Linked DNA regions of Homo sapiens: region 1 is linked to region 2. A link is an interaction called in ENCODE POLR2A ChIA-PET data of the cell type or tissue named here. Cell type or tissue: B cell. All regions are shown on one strand.

The links. ChIA-PET counts read pairs that join two places held together with the same protein. Peaks named below come from ENCODE experiments on the same cell type or tissue, not always from the same donor. Only the 100,000 strongest peaks of a DNase experiment are listed, where the experiment ranks them.
Region 1: POLR2A ChIA-PET joins it to region 2 with 5 read pairs; 3 of 35 experiments call an interaction of 5 or more read pairs at or near these places.

The regions. Positions count from the first base shown.
Region 1 is chr10:119,289,423-119,293,422 of GRCh38, forward strand. All of the region lies in intron 1 of GRK5 (G protein-coupled receptor kinase 5), which reads left to right. Among named protein-coding and RNA genes, the nearest start is that of GRK5-AS1, 48 kb to the right of the region's middle. In B cell, no CTCF peak of the experiment used is centred here; no DNase peak of the experiment used is centred here; H3K27ac peaks cover 2,285 bases.
Region 2 is chr10:119,455,265-119,459,264 of GRCh38, forward strand. GRK5 (G protein-coupled receptor kinase 5) reads left to right here. Exons shown (of 16, transcript NM_005308.3): 16 at 1-4,000. Among named protein-coding and RNA genes, the nearest start is that of MIR4681, 79 kb to the left of the region's middle. In B cell, no CTCF peak of the experiment used is centred here; no DNase peak of the experiment used is centred here.

The sequences.
Region 1 (4,000 bases), 170 kb before region 2:
CGGTGTTCTGGGCAGGCTAGGAGGCCGCACCTGACCTGCCTGTGGCTCTCTTCCCACTGTGGGGGTCAGAAGATGGTGGCTGCCTATGTGCATGTCACAGATCCTCACTTCCAGCTGGTGGATGTAGGATCTGAGGCCCAGAGAGGGTTGGTGACTTGGCCATAGTCACACAGCCACCTGGATAGAGATGAGTGGTGAGTGGTGAACCCGGAGAAACATGGCTTCTTGCCTCCTTGGTCTTTGTGCACGGGCCTCCCGCTTCCCGAGTCTCTCCTGGCCCAGCAGTGGTTTGCTGAAGGCTGTTTTATTTTAGGCACCGGCTGAGCTACCTCTGATCTTGTTGGGTTAGCCTAGGTGTGGTTCTTTGGTTTTTCAGTTTGTATAACCATGTTCTTTGTTCAGCTCCTATCAGGGTTAGGGAGGTCAAACACCTATGTGTCAGGATACGCCTGACACACACTATTTAAAACTCACACTGTTTTAAATGTATAGTATTTAAAACTTTATGGTCAGCTGTACTTACCGGCTGAGTACAGAACTAGGAAAGCTGGTGGCTACTTGCAAGGAGCAGCTGCTTAGTAGCGGAGGTTGAGTAATAAGGACCCCAGTTGCTGAACAGCTCCTGGAAGACTATCTGTTCCCGGCTGGGCGTGATGGCTCAAGCCTGTAATCCCAGCACTTTGGGAGGCCAAGGCGGGTGGATTGCCTGAGCTCAGGAGTTCGAGACTACCCTGGGTAACATGGTGAAACCCTGTCTCTACTAAAAATACAAAAATTAGCCAGGCATGTTGGCGGGTGCCTGTAGTCCCGGTGACTCGAGAGGCTGAGGCAGGAGAATCGCTTGAACCTGAGAGGCGGAGGTTACAATGAGCTGAGATCATGCCGCTGCATTCCAGCCTGAGTGACAGAGCGAGATTCCGTCTCAAAAAAAAAAAAAAAAACAAAAAACAACTCTGTCCCCTTCTCCCTGTGGCCGTCACCTCTAACCTCTACGGCTGTTATTCTGGTTCAGTCTCATTTCTTCTCTCGGACTTTTGCAATAGCCCCTAAAATGCTGTCCTCCTGGTTTTGCTGACATCGTGACGATTTTAAAGCTGCATCTGACCATTTCCTTTTCACAAAGTGGTTCTCACTTCTGCCTCTAGAAGGCAGGCACTGTCTTCCCTTCCCAGGTACCCCGCAATCCAGCCATTCCCAAGGACTCACACAGCCCTTGGAAACCTTTCTGCTTAGAATGTTGTCCTGTCCTCTTCTGCTTGGTGGCTACCTACTTGTCCTTCCGAGTCCCTCTGAGACATCCCACCTCCGGGGAGCCTTCTAGATTCCTTGGGCTGGGTTTCCCCTTCTGTGTGTGTGTAGCCTTCTGCTCACATCGGTCCTGCAACAGCCCTGTGTTGAGACATAATCATCTCTTCCTTGTTTGTCTCATCTTCTGGGCTGGGCTCCTCTAAGGAGGGGCTGCTTTCCATCCTTGTGTTCCTGGCAGCAAAGCCACTGCCTGTCCAAGTCAGAGACAGGAGCATGATTATTCAGTGAATGAGCCCAGGATGGAGTGAGGAGGATTGTGGGAGAACAGGAGGGTCAGACAGATTGTTCTGTAGTGGTGGCTTTGCAGAGGGGCAAGACTTCTGCAAGTCAGTCCTTGAGGGATGAGCGGACATTAGATTGGTAGGTGAATTTGGGATGGGGGATGTGCTAGAGGCCCCAGAGCCAGCCGCAGGGTATGGGGTGATCTGGCTGGTTGTACATTTTTCTCCATGATCTTCATGTTTCGTGTAGACTGATCCCTTCTACTTTCTGAAAGCTGCCATTGGAGGTGAAGCAGGGCTCCTTTGGATTTGCGGTATCACCAATTCGGCAGGAGATGCAGTGAAGCTACACCCAGCTAGACCCATTTAGCTACACCCAGGGTTGGGCGTTCAGCCTGGCATCCTTGGAAAAACAGGTCTGGGTGCAGGCTCCCTGTGGCCACTGGCAGGATCCTTTGTTCAGTCTGGAGCTGGGTGTGATGGTGTGACCACGGCTGCCTCGGGCGCTGGTGGGTGCAGAGCTGCTTCCTGGAGCCAGGAAGGAACTGCTGCTGCTGCCTCCTCCTCCTCCTCTTCCTCCTCCTCCTCTTCCTCCTCCTCCTCTTCCTCCTCCTCCTCTTCCTCCTCCTCCTCTTCCTCCTCCTCCTCCTCTTCCTCCTCCTCTTCTTCCTCCTCTTCCTCCTTCTCTTCTTCCTCCTCCTCTTCCTCCTCATCCTCCTCCTTCTCTTCTTCCTCCTCATCCTCTTCCTGATCCTCCTCCTTATCCTCATCCTCCTCCTTCTTCTCTTCTTCCTCTTCATCCTCTTCCTCATCCTCCTCCTTATCCTCATCCTCCTCCTTCTTCTCTTCCTCCTCATCCTGCTCCTTATCCTCATTCTCCTCTTTATCCTCATTCTCTTCCTTCTTCTCCTTTTCCTCCTCATCCTCCTCCTCCTTCTGCTCATCTTCTTCCTCCTCCTCCTCTTCTTCTTCCTCCTTCTTTTCCTCCTCTTTTTCCTCCTTCTCCTCCTCTTCCTCCTTCTCCTCCTCTTCCTCCTTCTTCTCCTCCTCTTCCTCCTTCTCCTCCTCTTCCTCCTTCTTCTCCTCCTCTTCCTCCTTCTCCTCCTCCTCTTCCTCCTTCTCCTCCTCTTCCTCCTCCTTCTCCTCTTCCTCCTTCTCCTCTTCCTCCCTCTCCTCATCTTCCTCCTTCTCCTCCTCTTCCTCCTCCTCTTCCTCCTCCTCCTCTTCCTCCTCCTCCTCTTCCTCCTTCTCCTATTCCTCCTCCTCCTCTTCCTCCTTCTCCTCCTATTCCTCCTTCCCCTCCTCTTCCTCTTCCTCCTCCTTCTCCTCCTCTTCCTCTTTCTCCTCCTCTTCCTCCTTCTCCTCCTATTCCTCCTTCTCCTCCTCATCCTCCTTTCTTCCTCTTCCTTCACAAACACATGGTGCCTCGGCTTCACAGGGATAGCCCCCATGTTCATCTGCTCATTGCTTCTGGGTTGCTGCCTTGGGCAGGTGGCTATTTTGGGGTCTTTCAGATAATTTAAAAAAACCCAATACCCTAAACCTCCCCAAACCTAATTCTCACCCTCAGGGCCTAAGTACATTTGAAATTGCACACAAACTTAAGGTTGCTGTGTGCTAGATGGGATGCGGTGAGGGACAAGGCTCTCCAATCATAGTTTTTCCTAGGTGTCTGTGAGGGATTGGTTCCAGGACCTCCTGAGGATACCAAAATCTGCAGATGCACAAGTCCCTGACAGAAAATGGTGTCATATTTGCATATAACCTATACACAGCCTCTGGTATATTTTAACTCATCTCTAGATATAATGTAAATGCTATGTAAATAGTTGCTATACTGTATTGTTTAGGGAATAATGGCAACAGAAAAAGTCCATACATATTCAGTACAGATACAGTTTTTTTTTTTTTCTGAATGTTTTCAATCCATGGTTGATTAAATCCACAAATGCAGAGCCCGTGGATATGGGAGGCCAACTGCGTGTTGACTTTATGTTTTACAAAGCACCCTCTAATCATTGAATACTGGGAAACTTCAAGCTCTGGGCCAGGCACTGCACTCAGCATTTGGTGGCTTCATCTCCTGTCATATTCTGGAGCCGTATGAACAAGAATTTTCCCATCTTATAAATAAAAGAGCGAAGACCTGAAGAAGTTATGTATAAGCTGTTGTTTAAGGTTATGCAGCCAGGAAGTGGCTTACTCTCTTTGAATCTTACCCCATTCTTGTGAAACAGGTGGAGGACATATTTTTATCTCCCATTTAACAGACAAGAGACTTGAGGTGGCTGGATGCCGTGGCTCACACCTGTGATTCCAGCACTTTGGGAGGCTGAGGTGGGTGGATCACTTGAGGTCAGGAGTTTGAGACCAGTGGGTGCTTTTCTCTGGCGACGCCCAGTCTGTTTCATTAGCTAACAGATGCTAAGCTCTACCATGGGATAGTTGTAAAACCTTGAATGCAAAGCTTG
Region 2 (4,000 bases):
CCCCGGCCGGGGTGGATTGGATTTGTCTTTGGTGAACATTGCAATAGAAATCCAATTGGATACGACAACTTGCACGTATTTTAATAGCGTCATAACTAGAACTGAATTTTGTCTTTATGATTTTTAAAGAAAAGTTTTGTAAATTTCTCTACTGTCTCAGTTTACATTTTGTATATTTGTATTTAAATGAAAGTGAGACTTTGAGGGTGTATATTTTCTGTGCAGCCACTGTTAAGCCATGTGTTCCAAGGCATTTTAGCGGGGAGGGGGTTATCAAAAAAAAAAAAATGTGACTCAAGACTTCCAGAGCCTCAAATGAGAAAATGTCTTTATTAAATGTAGAAAGTGATCCATACTTCACCTTTGAAGGATTGGTTGTATTTACCCACATCTATCTCTGGAGCCATTTCCTCACATTGGTGTCACCCTTCTGTCGGCTTGGAACAATCTGAATTAAATGTTCCAGACACACGTGGGACTTCCCCCTCCCAGCCAGAATGTCCTCTCCTGGGGCCCTCGGAGTCGCCTAGGCTGAGCCCTTCTCCTCGAGGGGCACGCCGAGCCACTGTCGCACCCACCTCTGTCTGCTCTTCCTTCAGGAAGGCGGCTGGCACGCGGATCTAGGTGTTTGCAGCCTGGTGGGCGATGGGCCTCTTTCCTTCTAAGCAGGTCCTGACTGCTAAAGCCAGTCATTTGCAAGAGGTTTGCATTGGGGGATTTTTGCTCTATTTTTAACAGAAGCATAGGACCGTAAAGATGTGTCATGAAACCCCAAGTGTCCCAAAGCCTCGGGGCCCACAGGAGCATCGGGAAGTGAGGCAGTGCGCTCATCCTGACGGAGCAGCGTCGTGTCTGTAGCGGGGAGGGAGGCTGGCCCAGGGGCCCGGCATGTTCCTGAAGCGTTCACAGGGTTTTGAGACCTTCACAGCCCCATCAATGTGCTGGCCCATGTGGCATGGATGGGGTAGTCTCTCTGGGCAAATGAGAGGCCCAAGGAGAGACCAAGCCACCAAAGGGCTCAAGACAAAGTCACTGTTCCTTCCCCAGGAAGGTGGGGCAGAGGCAAGATCTATCGGACATTTCAAAGTTTCAGGCAGGAGCTCCTAGAGGACTTGGTGGCTTTGCCAGCCCAGGGGCCTCTGAAGGCAGCCCCCAGACCCTTGTAGCAGGGCTGTCCATCCCCAGGGAGCAGCTGGCCACCTCCTCCTGCCTCGAAGAAGTGACCAGGGGCCAATCTGCTCCCACCTCCCGTCCAGGACAGGGTGAACATTTGACCTCACTGTCCCCTGCCCGGCTGAGTCCCTGATGTCTGACTGTGCCACCCAGCAGCTGCCAGGGTCTCTCACCATGTGGACCCTGCCCTAGCTGCAGCTGCACCTCCTGTCAAAAGTGCAGACTCGCAGGTTCCACCCCAAACCACAGAATGGGAATGCCTGGGAGCCCACCCCTGCTGTGGGCTCTCAGCGGGGCTTTGGGGGTGATCATCCCAAACACATTTCTCTGGATGACGCAGGCAGCATTGGAGCATGAGCCGTGGGGAGGACAGTCGTGAGCACACCAGCTGTGAGGCCCGGTTTCCATGCCTAACCCCCGGACTCTACCCCTGGGTCCTGGGGCGTACCGCTAAAAGGGTCCTGGCCTTTGGGACTGATCATTTTGAGGCCCTTTTACAAAGAAATGGGGGAGAAGAAATAGCTGGGCTTCCCTCAAATCTTTTTAATGTGCAGTATTTTTTTGTTCAAGACCAGCTCTTGTTTTATGAGGCTCCTTCCATTACCTTTCTTGGGCTGAATGCAAAACAAATACAGCCACATTCAAGTCTTCCAAGGAAGTAGAAAACTCTTTGAATGGTATCTTAAGATCCTTAAGCTCTTGCTGAACTTCCTTTTTCAATGAAAAGAAGGACCATCATCCTAGGATGGTCACCAGCCCAAGCCACCACCCCAGCCACCCATCCAGGAGGTTGGTTCCTTTTGCCCAGTTCATAGCAGCTCAGTCCTTACCAGATGGATTCTTGGTGTTGGGAAGCAGCCTCTTTTTATTCCTGAAAGGCAATGCCCTGTCCGTTTGCAGTAGAGAATCCCCAGGGAGCAAGAAAGATGACAGAAGTGTGGCTGCCGTGTTTCTAGGTCATGAGAGCTCTGGCGATACTACCACAAGGCCTGCACGTGGACTCTATGATAACTTGAGTCTTCCATCATGTTTGCCACCAGCCCTCCCTGAGTGCCCAGAGGAGATGGGGGCAGAGTCACTTGGCCTACTAAAGCCTCCTGTTCCTTCTGGCTCATGCATTGCTTTGTGGTAAGAGAAAGGAAGTCTTTAGAACAGCGCCTGGGAATCAGCCCTTCTCCCTACTGAGTCCCCAGTCCTGTCCCTTCCCTGACTCGCTCCTCCTCCAACCTTGGTTTCTATAGCTGCATTTTTTTTTTTTTTTTTTTTTGAGACAAGATCTCATTGTGTTCCCCAGGCTGAAGTGCAGTGGCATGATTCTGGCTCACTGCAGCCTCAAACTCCTGAGTCCAAGCTATCCTCCTGCCTCAGCCTCCGAGGTAGCTGGGACCATAGGCGTGCACCACCATACTCAGCTAATTTTTAAAATTTTTTGTAGAGATGGGGGGGGGGTCTCCCCATGTTGCCCAGGCTGGCCTCGAATTCCTGAGCCCAAGCTATCCTCCTGCCTCAGCCTCCCAAAGTGCTGAGGTTATAGGTGTGAGCCACTGTCCCTGGCCTATACGGTCATTTTTTAAAAGATATTTTAAAATTAAAAGCAAACAACACTGTCCACCCATCTACCTGTCCAGGATAAGGCATATTTGGACGGTGAACGGATTTACTCTCGTTCATGCATTTGAGCGCTTCACAGAAGAGTCTTTCTTGCTCCAGGCATGACATTTTTTTTCACCAGACGTTCACTGACTTCGTGACTTTGAGGTGAGACATGGGATCTCTCAGAAGCGTCTCTGCATCTGCATTTCAGGAGATGAGCTGCTGTCCCTGGTGGACAGAGGCGGTCTCTGCCATGGTCACCATGATGCCCTACAAGTGTTTATTGAGTCCCCTGGGGGGCACCCAGAATACCACCCAAAATAGCAAGAAGACCCGGTCCCCGCCTTGCGGACGATGCACTCACATGCCACAGCAACCCATTCTCGCCTCTTCCTTGGCCGGGAACCCGGGGCTCTAGGGCTGCTCGCTGCTGCTGTGGCCTGCGCAGCCACGGGAGGCTTCCTGAAAGGCATTGCTCGGAGGGGCGGGGGCGGGGAGGCCTAGCCTGCCCCACAGACACAGCTGTGAGGCCTGGGTCATACACATACCAGCAAGCAGCTGCCGAGACAAATGGTGGTGGGAAGTCCTGGGAACACACACAGCCTTTGCATTGACAGCACAAGTAGGATCAGAGCCCAGGTGAGCCCCTGAGGATACCGAGGCCTTCCCTCCCTGAGGCCCGCAAGTCTCCATGCGTCTCCCGGGAGCCTGGCCCCGCTGCAGAAATCCCTTCTCTTCCTCCACACCCTGTCCTTTCCCCAAAGGCTCGTGTTATCAGTTCCAGCTACCCATCGACTTTCCCACCGAGCCGCTGCCCTCAAAACGGAGGGGGCACCGCAGCCTCCTTGAGCCTGGCATCCCAGGCCTTGCCAAAGGGGACGGTGGCTTCCTGGATAATTGGAAATCTCTGAGAAGAAGAGGAAACACCTGAGTGACACTCAGCTGTCCTCTGGGGTCCCCTGGTGTGCATGCACGTCCTCCTGAATACCTGTACTTCCAAGAGGTGGTCTCCTGTTTTCATAACCCAACACTCTGAGATAGGATCTTCCAACTTTTTAGCCCCGGCTGTGGAAAGATAGTGAGTATGAAGTCTTTGTGCATTTGGAAGTGACATCGCTGTGTGGATTATGAATACAGAGAGCTGCCATCTTCCTGATCACAATAGACCACGATTGCAAAGCCTCCTCTCCCAGAGACCCCTTCTGCGCCTGCCCTCCCCACCCACCACCCAGCT